2 separate regions of the Homo sapiens genome follow, and region 2 is linked to region 1. Evidence: chromatin contacts called from ENCODE Hi-C data. All regions are on one chromosome and are shown on one strand. Each heading gives the region's core, a stretch centred on a gene start or an enhancer-like site at or near the end of the contact. The rest is flanking DNA. Distances are from core to core; before and after follow the strand shown.

Evidence for each region. A loop is a pair of places that touch in the nucleus more often than their neighbours do. Pooled maps may share reads with other maps.
Region 2: a loop to region 1 is called in a pooled map, with 5 times the contacts of the local background. The contact joins the enhancer-like site here to the promoter of GAN in region 1. A Hi-C loop is called at or near these places in 4 of 50 pooled maps.

The regions. Positions count from the first base shown.
Region 1 is chr16:81,313,010-81,318,786 of GRCh38, forward strand. GAN (gigaxonin) reads left to right here and starts at 1,953. Exons shown (of 11, transcript NM_022041.4): 1 at 1,953-2,271. The coding sequence starts at 2,105. RefSeq lists an enhancer at 1,790-1,989 and silencers at 2,000-2,339, 2,480-2,539, 2,560-2,829.
Region 2 is chr16:82,191,256-82,196,840 of GRCh38, forward strand. It overlaps the pseudogene RN7SKP190. Among named protein-coding and RNA genes, the nearest start is that of MPHOSPH6, 24 kb to the left of the region's middle. Within about 2 kb of position 1,521, at least 5 of the 41 ENCODE cell types and tissues checked have a DNase peak (open chromatin) inside an H3K27ac peak, as active enhancers do.

The DNA.
Region 1 (5,777 bases), core at 703-3,202:
GCTGCTTGTCTTGTGTGTTTCTTACCTTTTTAAATATATTTTTCGGCCGGGTGTGGTGGCTTATGCCTGTAATTCCAGTACTTTGGGAAGCCAAGGTGGGCGGATCACAAGGTCAGGAGTTCGATACCAGCCTGGCCAACATGGTAAAACCCCATCTCTACTAAAGATGCAAAAGTTAGCCAGGCATGGTGGCACATGCCTGTAGTCCCAGCTACTTGGGAGGCTGAGGCAGGAGAACCACTTGAACCCGGGAGGCGGAGGTTGCAGTGAACAGAGATTGCACAACTGCACTCCAGCCTGGGCAATAGAGGGAGACTCCATCTCAAAAAAAAAAAAGAAAGAAGAAAATATTTTTCAACATCCACAAAAATATAGAAACAGTACAATGAATCTCCACATCCCCATTAAACATCCACAACAATATAGAGACAGTACAACGAATCTCCACATCCCCATTACGTGGCTTTAACAATTAGTAACTTGCGGCCACTTTTGACTCATCTACACTCCCATCTGCTTCCCCATCCCTTTGTTTTGTTTTGAAGCAAATCCTAGACATCTTTATCATTGCATCCGGGAACACTGAGCTGCATTTACAGAAGAAAGTGGAAATGCATGTGTCTTCCACAGCCGTACCCTCCCCATCTATTCTGCCCTGAAAACAGTTAGATACTCGGATTCCTGCCAGTGACTCCAAAGCCTTGGCTGGTTCAGGGTAAATACCCAAGACTTTATTGGAGCCTTTCAGTTGGTTGAAGGACAGTGAAAATTCCATCCTGTCTTGCCTGGAATGCTAGCCACATTCTTCTGGTCCGGAGTCCTCATACAATTGCTAATTTTTTAGAGGCTTATGGAGTCCCTAACGTTTGCACAAAATGGTTGCTACATTCCACACTCCCATGTGCCCTGAGCAACCTCCAGGGAAACTTCAGATACCGTGGGGCTTGGCCTGCCAGCTGAGCTGACCCAGCGATCCTTTCTATCACAGCTTTGATCTTCACTGGGTTGGGAGCCTGTCTGAATCTAAACATCTGCCTCTCTACTGCCCACCCCTTCAGCATTTCCTAGCTCTCCCTGAAAGGTGCAAACATGCATGCAGTTACTCAAACAGAATATTTATCCTTAACTCCCTCTCCCTCACAATTTCTTTTAAAACAATCCACTATTGTCTACCCCCGCCCCCGCATCACCCTTTCATCCAGGTGCCCATTCCCTTCTCTCTAGTCCTGCAATACCTAAGCATCGATCTGCCTTTAGCACATCCATCCCCGCCTTATTCTCCACGCAGGAGCTGAGTGACCTGCACAAAATCCCCTGCTAAATACGGTACTTCCATGGTTCTTCACCACTGCAGAAACCAAACTCCTTCCCACACCAAGGAGGCCCTGCAAAATTTAAGGCCTCCTTCGGACTTCTCCAGCTTCATCTGCTACATCTCCTTCCTAGCCCGCAACCAAAACCATCTTTTCCGGGTCTGTTTTCTCGGGTTTTTGTCCTCTCACCTGGGCAGCTCCTTTTCTCTCATAAATAAAGAAAGCTACAGCGACTTCGCCCTTGCTTCCATGCATCATCTCATGAGTCCACAACAACACTAAGAATTCGCTTTCATTTTGCAGACGGAGAAACTGAGGATGGGCACCTTACCCATGGCCACAGAGCTAGTAAGTGGAACAGCTGCAACCAGGATTCAAACTCGCGGCTCCAGAGGCCACAGGCTTAACCACGGAATCCTAGCCCGCCCGCACATCCCTCCATCGCGGGAGCGACCTATCTCATCCGTAGACACCTTCCGCTGCACCCAGCCGCAGCTGGTCAGGCGGGCGGAGGAAGGAGGCTTCTGATTGGCCATCTCCAGCAGCGGAGGCGAGAAGGCGGGGAGCGACGGTGCGGGGGCGTCGCGGAGAAATGACTTCATGACGCGGCTTCTTAAAGGCGCCGGCCCAGCGCGCCGCGGATAGCACAGGCACGTCCCGGGGGCTCCAGCTTCTGCTCAGAGCGCGGAGAGCCGGGCCGGGCGGGCGCGCGCGCAGGACTCGGGCCGCTCGAGGGGTCCGGCCGGACGGTGTCGGGAGCCGGACCCGTCGGCAGAGGAGCGGGCGCCGCGATGGCTGAGGGCAGTGCCGTGTCTGACCCTCAGCACGCCGCGCGTCTGCTGCGAGCGCTCAGCTCTTTCCGCGAGGAGTCTCGCTTCTGCGACGCGCACCTGGTCCTCGACGGGGAGGAGATCCCGGTGCAGAAGAACATCCTGGCGGCGGCCAGCCCGTACATCAGGTGGGGAGGGGGCTACGGCGGGCGGGCGCGGCGGTGCTGCCCGGAGCCGGAGGCGGGGCGGCCGGGCCGGGCGTGGCCCCCAGACCCTGTCCCCTGTCCCCGGCGCCGGGGTCCCCGCGTCACCGTTGGCGCGGCGTCCCTCCCGGCAAGCGCCGGAACCCGGCCCCGCTGACCGCGTCCCCCAGGCGGCCTCTGTGGCTTCCAGGCCCGCGCTCCCCACTGGACCCCCGCGCCCCTTGGAGTTGTCCCCGGACCCGGGCCGCGATCCCCCGCCTTGTCCCTCCCGGTTCCCACCGCCGCGGCGAGCGCCCGACCTCGGAGACCCTGAGGCCCCCAGACGCCGTCCTGGGCCGGCCGGGACCCGCACCTGCGGGCTGGGCGAGGCCGCGCCGGGGAAGAGTCACCCCCTCGCCCAGGCCGGGCCCGCGGTCCCCGCTGAAGTTCGCCAGTCGCTCGCCTCTGAATCCACGCGCGGGGGCTGGGCCGGCGCCGCCAACCAGGCGGGGAGCGCCCTGCCCGCTGGGAGGCCAGACAGACAGCGCCTCGCTGGGTGCAGGCAGAGAAAACCCTCTCGATGTTCTCCTTGGGTTGGTAGTCCGAACCTCCGGGCGAAATTCTCCTTGCCAAACGTGTCTTTTCCGCTCCATTCTGGTAACTGTTTAAAAGAGGAGTTACACGTTGAAGTAAACTGTAGCGAATTCTCAGGATGCTGTTACAACCCGAGGACCGTGAGAGCCTTGCGACAAAGGGCATTTTAATACTTTAGTAAAGCAAAGCTTAACCTGATTTGCCAACTCAACTAACCAGGTTAATTAAAAGGTTGATAAGACAGTGCTTATACAAGTGTATCAGATCTTGCAGGAGACTATCTTTTCTTTTAGCAACCTTCTTGCAAACTAGGTTGCTGTTTTAATAAAAGGAAAGGGGGGAATGCTAAAAACTGGAGAAACTGACCAGTAAGCTGGTTAAATATAAGCTAGTGGTAGAGAATATCACTACAATTGACAGGTCAGAAAAAGCAAAATGATGTGTATTCTTAGCGCTTTGTCCCAGCAAAACCACCACGCACGCTACACTTTTAACCTTTGCATTGGGGAGATATCTGTGCTAAACTTAGAAGAAATTCAAGTGCCCTTGTAACTTCTGGTTTCTCTTGGATTTGTTTTGTGAATCCATTTGCGCTCTTTGGCGGTGGGGAGTGTGGAGGGGTGGGGGGGCGGGGCGGCAGTAGGGTCTGGGGTAGCATCGTTAGTACAGAATTTGGATTGCTAATGTGACAGACAGCTTCTAGCTGGCAGTTCCGAGGTTTGAGCAACCCATCCCAAATTGGAGTCAGCAGACCAAAGTCTTCCCTGTTTGGGAAAATGCTGAAGAAAACTACTTTAGATGCATTATTGTTATAGTTCTTTAAATGGCATCCGTTTGGCTTAAAAGAAGTAAATTGCAAATTGCCGAATCCTTGCTTGTTATCCTTGTTCGTTTTTCTCCATAGCACTTACCACTTTGACGTACCCCATATTTTACACATTTACTTTGGTGGTCTTTCCCAACCACAGTGTGACCTCAATGAGGTCGTGGTGTTTTGTTTTGTTTTTCGAGACTGAGTTTCACTCTTTAGCCCAGGCTAGAGTGCAGTGGCGTGATCTCGGCCCACTGCAACCTCCGCCTTCCAGTTTCAAGCGATTCTCCTGCCTCAGCCTCCCGAGTAGCTGGGATTACAAACGCCCGCCACCACGCCCGGATAATTTTTGTATTTTTAGTAGAGTCGGGGTTTTACCATGTTGGCCAGGCTGGTCTCGAACTCCTCACCTCGTGATCCGCCCACCTCGGCCTCCCAAAGTGCTGGGATTACAGGCGTGAGCCGTGGCACCCGGCGGTGTTTTCTTTTATTCACTGCTTTACTCTTTGCACCCAGAAAGAACTGTGCCTATCAGTTAATGTATTGAATGAATGACTGCCTTTCTTTCTACCACAGCAAATGTGTACATTAGAAAATTGGCACCATCACATTTTCATAGTACACAGACGCTCAGTTATACCTAATTGAGAAACGCACTGGATTCAGAGTTTGAAGACCCGCTTTGTGCTTCCAGCTTTTACTCATATTAGCTGTGAGTTGCTGGTAGATGACAAGGCTTCAGCTCACTAATCTGATGAATGAGGGATAAAAATGAGTCTTCTCATTTAATCACACCTGTGAAGAAATACGTAATAGTGTTGACACCTCATAGGTCTGTTCCCATGTCTTCAAAGGTAGTACCCATTGAATTAGGAAATATCTGTAGTCCGGTTCTTTCACTTTCTAAATAAGAAAATAGGGGCTCAGTGGACATTAGTGACTTGTGTTATGAGGTTATTAGTACTTAATGGTTGAACTAGGATTAGACTCCAAATTAATTACGGCTAACCGCCTTCCTACTCTTGCCCTACCACGTTAGAGCATTACTTGTATTTCACCGTTCTCTTTGTGTAAACTTTACTGTTAGCTGGCTTACAATATCTTAGAATTAAAATGTTTATCAAGCACTTTTACATACTGTGTCATTTTGGTTTCCATTTTCAATCATCTTTAAAGAGAAGGCAGATTTTTTTTTTTTATGTTTTGTGGATAAACATGAATCAGTCAATATGTGTTTCATCAGTGACAGATGAATTGCTTTAAGTTTATTTGGCTATTGAAGTGATAGAATGTCTTGGGATGTTTTTAAAAATTATCAATTCCGAAGCTGTTTCAAAGTAATTTGACGAATCTGTATCACTAACTAGAAAGAAATTTGTTAATTTTGTATTTTTACTGGTAATTTTAATACCAATAATATTGGGCTTTTATAATGTACTTGTTTGTTTGAATAGCACTTTAGAGAATTATATTGAAACAAAATATATTTATGTATTCTAGAACTTGATGTTTCTTATCTTTCCCTTTTGAAACTTAAGCATTTAGATCTGTGATATCATTAATCTGTGAATTGAATGTTCAAAAGTTTGGTAATCTCTGAAGTTTTATAAAATTCTGATTTTGTTTAATGTCTGTGTTTGGCCTAGTGTTGGTAACTGTCATAAGTGGTTGTGTGATTGTGTGGTTTAGAAGCAGTGGTATGGCCTGGCATGGTAGCTCACACCTGTAATCCTAGCACTGTGAGAGGTGGAGGCGGGAGGATCGTTTGAGGTCAGGAGTTCGAGACTAGCCTGGGCAACATAGTGAGACCCAGTCTGTACAATAATAAATCATGTATATAAAAAATAGGAGCAGTATTGTCTTTTGCTTACTATGTGCCCAACAAAGGAAGCCAGTCCAACTCTGTCACACTGGGAATTAAAGTAACTTGTTTGGCATACTTTCTACTTAATATAGAAAAGTCTTTTGACTTATTGGTTTAATCTTTTATTCTGCTTTATCTTTGGTCTAGCCCTTGTTTTTCCTGCTGACACCCTTAGCAATCCTACCATATTAGAAAGATTTTAAATATAAAAGGAAAAGGCCAGAAAACTCAGCTTTGGCAACA
Region 2 (5,585 bases), core at 271-2,770, 880 kb after region 1:
TTTAGTTCATTTTACAGCCACATATTACTATTGGTTTAGACTAATCTTGTGGTCAATTGATGCCTCTTGGTCTATTTCAAATAAATGACTATCGTCACCCCCTTCTCCCCCCTTCCCCCCAATCCGTGCATATGATGCTTAGAATTGGTATATGGAACTTCATCTTCATACCTAATATATATATATTTTTGAATTCTGGCCTGCCATTCAAATCTCAGACTCTCATAAAATCTTGATTTTTTTTCATCTGATGTACTAGTTTTTCCAGTCAGCTGCAAATTAAGGTAGGTTTCTCATGTTTTTATAAGTGTTATCATCATCTTGTAAAAAAAAGGACACAATTTTTAGTGAGACAGATCTCGAATTTTAATCCCAGCTTCATCACGTAACTGCTGTCTGATGTTAGCCACTTATTTAAACTCCCTGAACCCAGTTTTGCTCATCTCAAAGTGAAGATGATAATTTCTACCTCTTAGTTTTGTTGTGAGCATCTCCAATAGTGTTAGAGCAGAATACAGTGCCTATCACATGGTAGGTAATGGTGATGATAGTAATAACAATAATAAAGATAAATGTTTTCTTGACTGGGAATCAGAATCAATTTTCTTGTTATCTTTCTTCTTTTCTGTCAGAGTTAATATTTTGGATAAGGCCAAGGACAGAACACTGTAGCCACTAGAGACCATTCTCCAGGTTGACATTCACAAATTGACAAATGTTATTGAGCAAAAAATATTTATTGAGCACATCTATGTTTTAGTACTCTTCTAGTGACTAGGAACTCAGTGGTAAAAAAGACAGCAAAGTCCCTGGCCTCATGGAGTTCACATTCAAAAGGCCAGGGCTACTGAATAACACAGGGACATAATTCACACAGAATTTGTTGGTTCTGCAAGAGCAGGAGAGAGACAAATTATGTGTATATGTACATATATACATAATATATATAATATTGTATATAATACAATGTCAGATAGTGAGAAGAGCTAGAATATATAATATGATGTCAGATAATGACATGAACCATACAGAAAAAGAAAACAAGGTATTCAGTGTATTTAGAGGGCAAATGCTATCTTATATCATACGGTTAAAGATCTCTTTAAGGAGGTGAAACTGAGGTAGACTCCTAATGGAGGGGGGCCATGAGCTGCGCAACTCTCTGAAGGAAAAGTGTTCTAATCAGAAGGACATTGATTCATAAATGTAAGCTTTTTTGGTATGAATGGTCAACCAGGTATTTGTTCTCTTAAAAGCACTGTCTTATCCATCAGATCTCCAAGAATAGTAAGAGGCTTTGTAAATATGCTTACCCTAACTAGTCTAAACCACAGATGGATCTGAGCTTGTCTGGGGATTCTGGGGAGGCACAGGGTTTGTATTCCCTTGCCCATGTGACGGCCTTTCTCTCTCTGGTGTTTCTCCTTGAGCAAGTGTGCAACTTCATGGAACATAAAGTAAAGGAGGGGACCCATCACCCAGCCAGATCGAATGAATCAACCCTTGTGGCCCTTGGGGTGATGGGAGCCCCATCAAGGTTGCTCTCCCACCACTTACTGTACACATGACATCCTCACTGTCACCAGTCCTTAAAGCTACACACACAGGAAGGCATGTAGAATCTGTTACTTTTCTTTAGTGAATACATCCTGGTTCCTCGTGATCACCACTTCCTTTTTAAGGGCTGACACACCATCTAGTCATACCCTGTTTCAAAATCAAGCGTGCAGATCTGTAGGTCACAGAATACACTTTCCTCCACCTCATTTTGAAAAATTAGAATACTAATTTCCTAGCTCTACACGTCTCTAGTACATGTCTCTAATACCTTGCCCCAGCACCTTTTCAACTCTCTACGACCCTGTAAAGATTACTGACAGTGACTCTTAGATTTCATCTGCAAAGGCTCTTCATACTCCAGGACGTAATTTGTTTAGGCCTGGAGACAAAAACTCATTTAAAACAACAAGATGGTCTCCTGCTATCACCTTACCTATCTCATACTTCAGTTCCTTCTAAACTACATTTATTCAACTCTCCTGGGTTTAAAGATCATTGTCCCTGATAAAGAAGGTGGAAATACAACAGGAGTGGAGATATATGACTTTCTCTTTGTTATTTGTTAATGTTATATCTTCTGCCCCAAGCAGTGAGTCTGTGATTTTTAGGTTTATCTTTTTACTTTGATTGTAGCTGATAAGAGGGATGTGTGTTTGTGTGTGTGTGCATGCGTATGTTTCTGAGTTTGCGGATGAAGGCTTAAGCATATTTCACTTCAACTTACTGAGGGATGAATTCTCCCATCTTGTTGATTCAGTTCAATACATATTTTCCCTTGCTTCAGTTTGTGGCTTTACATGAAGGCTCTATAACCACACCATCCATGGTCAAATCCTGGCGGTTCACTTCCTATAGCATGGGCAAGTTAGTTCACTTCCATGAACCTGAGTTGGCCTTATCTATAAAATGGAGGTAATAATACTTAAGGACTTGAGGCCAGGCACGATTGCTCACACCTGTAATCCCAGCACTCTGGGAGGCTGAGGCAGGTGGATCACCTGAGGTCAGTAGCTCAAGGCCAGCCTGGCCAACATGGCGAAATGCGGTCTGTAGTAAAAATACAAAAATTAGCCAAGTTTGGTGCCGTGCGCCTGTAGTCCCAGCTAGTCAGGAGGCTGAGACATAAGAATCATTTGAACCCGGGAGGCAGAGGTTGCAGTGAGCCGAGATCGTGCCACTGCACTCTAGCCCGGATGACAAAAGGAGACTCTGACTCCAAAAAAAAAAAAAAAAAAAAAAAATTTAAAAGTAAATGATTGAATGTACATAAAGGGCTTAGAAGAGTGTCTGGCACATAGTAAGTGCTAATCACCACCACCATCATCATTTTTTAATGTATTCCTATCATCTTTCATATGTATATTTCAGAGGTCTTCCTGGTCAGCCACAGTTTGTCTTATGGTTAGGACACACTTAATCCAATTGTTTGTATATTCTATCTCTGTGTATTTAGGCCCAAACAGTGAGCATTGATGTAAATGATGATGTGAGGCTCTCAAAGAGCATAAATCATCAAAGAAATATGAAATTGCATTTAATGTACTCATGGCGGGAGCAAAGTGAATGGATGCATTTTACAAAGGCTCTCAGCCAAGTCTGGTTTGAAACAGAACAGAGACTTTACAATATTCTTGCTCTAACTAATAGAAGCCATAAATAGATCTGAGCTTGTCTGGGGGGCTCTGGAAGGCATAGATGAAAGAATTGTCTTCTTAATCAGAGAACCCAAATAAGCAACATACCCATTTTCAAGCGTTCTGGCTTAGTTCGAGTGCTTAAGGAAAAACTTACCTTTGTCCCACATAAGGCCAAACAAATCTATAAAACCTCATGGGAATCCTAAAATTTTGTTTCATATCTGTATTACAAGGTAAATTTGAATCACTTAGGGAATCCTCAGCTTATCGACCTTTGGACCATATGATAGCTGTTGGTGGGACATTTGATAGAATTTAATTGGTTGCTGTATGGAGTGCCTGTGTACTTACGTTTTCGTAGTGAATTGCCTTTGGTGTAACAGCCATCGTCACATTCCTGGCCTTCTTTGTTTGTTTGTTTGTTTTTGGTGTTGTTTGTTTGTTTGAGACTGAGTTTTCCTCTGTCGCCCAGGCTGGAGTGCAGTGGCACAATCTCAGCTCACTGCAACCTCTGCCTCCTGGGTTCAAGCCATTCTCCTGCCTCAGCTTCTCGAGTAGCTGGGACTACAGGCACACACCAGCTGCGAATACAGGCACACACCAGCTGGGAATACAGGCATGCGCCACCATGCCTGGCTAATTTTGTATTTTTAGTAGAGATCGGGTTTCACCATGTTGGCCAGGCTTGTCTTGAACTCCTGACCTCAGGTGATCTGCCCACCTTGGCTTCCCAAAGTGTTGGGATTACAGACATGAGCCATGGTGCCCGACCCTCCTGGCCTTTGATTGAAGAAGGAAGTAAATCTGCTTAACTGTCTTTCTTGGACCTCTCCTATTTCCAGGACACTGACATATGTCAGAAACTTACAGAAGCAGCCACAGCCTGTGTAGGGAGGGCCCTAGAGTACTGGAGGGATGCCTTGGACTGGTGGGTAAATGTGACTAATTAAGGAGTATTAGCAAGTCCATTTGTTCTCAATTCTCCAGCGAAATTCTCTTAGTCTTATCAGTTATAATAATAAAGCTGATATTTTGATCTCTATGTGTCTGTCTTCTGTGTCTTGTTTCTCGATAGGTTCTTAACTTGAGAAGGGAAGAGAGAGCTATTATTTATTGATCTGCTCGTACCTCAAATGGTGCAAACAAGAAGAGTGAAGGTAAGCGATAGTCATTAGCTCCTTTCTTTACATGTAACCAAGATGTGAACCAAGACAGTCTGGACCAGTTGAACAATTTATCCCTATGAGTCAATCAAAATCAAACATCACTGAGGCCATGCTCTGGAGAGGAAAATATGGATTTTTAGTGTCATAGATATTAACCATCAATCAGCTATTGGTTATTTGGAAATTGTTGGTGTCTTTGTCCAGACTTTGCTGCCTATTTTGCAATGTAAGTAGTTCATGCTTGTTCTAGTTTTACCATTCACTCCAATTTATGGGTTGTGTATAATAACATTCTGCTGATCCTTGGTTTCCAACATGCTCAGGTTAACCATAATGATTCCAACTTCTGTTTCATGTCACTTCTTCGTGTGTTTACCCAAAACACACAGAGTTCTATTGGAAAGAAAGTAAAGCAAAGTGTAAAATCATGAGAGGAGTTCATTGCACCATGCTGGACTAATGTTTGGCCAAATTTATGTCTTGGGGGTTGATTTGGAAACAATGCTTTCAATTCCCTTTTACCATATACGTCAGAAGAATTTCCTGTTAGATAATATGATGTTTTGACTTGGTTTCAATATGTTCTAGTACAAATACCCAGGGACAAATTCTTCAGCTGAATACATCTGAGAGATGAATTGTTTAATTGATCTGACAGTCTTTAGGCAACCTGTGAAAAAAGGATCTGATTGACTTCCCTCTGGGAAAACCTGCCCTTTTTCCACCTTTCATCATAGTTAAGCAAACAGACAGACAAACAAACAAAACATAAATCTAGGAAGCTGTGATGAAAAAGGAGCTGCTGGCAGCATGCAGGCAGAGGCAAAAGCTAAACAGAGCTGATTGGAAAATGACTTTCTTTCTGTGGATAGAGTGTGAGGCTTTTTTATTACTTGGAAGATGGAGGAATCTCATTGGCTTGGGGAAAAGAGAAAGTTTGAGCAGGATCAAGAGCAGAGGTCATATAGATGGAAAGAAACGAAGGTAGGAAATGTCTAAAGTTTTGTCTGTGCAACAACCATCCAGTAGCTAGAGACATCCTTTGTCTCCTCTTAAGGAGTATAAACCAGGCTTAAATCCTTTTTAAGCCAGAGAGAACTAGAGTAGACTGGAGGGTGGAAAGATAAACGATGGCCTGGATGTACAGGAGATGGCATATCGATGCAAATGACCCAAAAAATAGGGCCAGATTTAATAACTAGTTAATGAGCATAATTCAAAC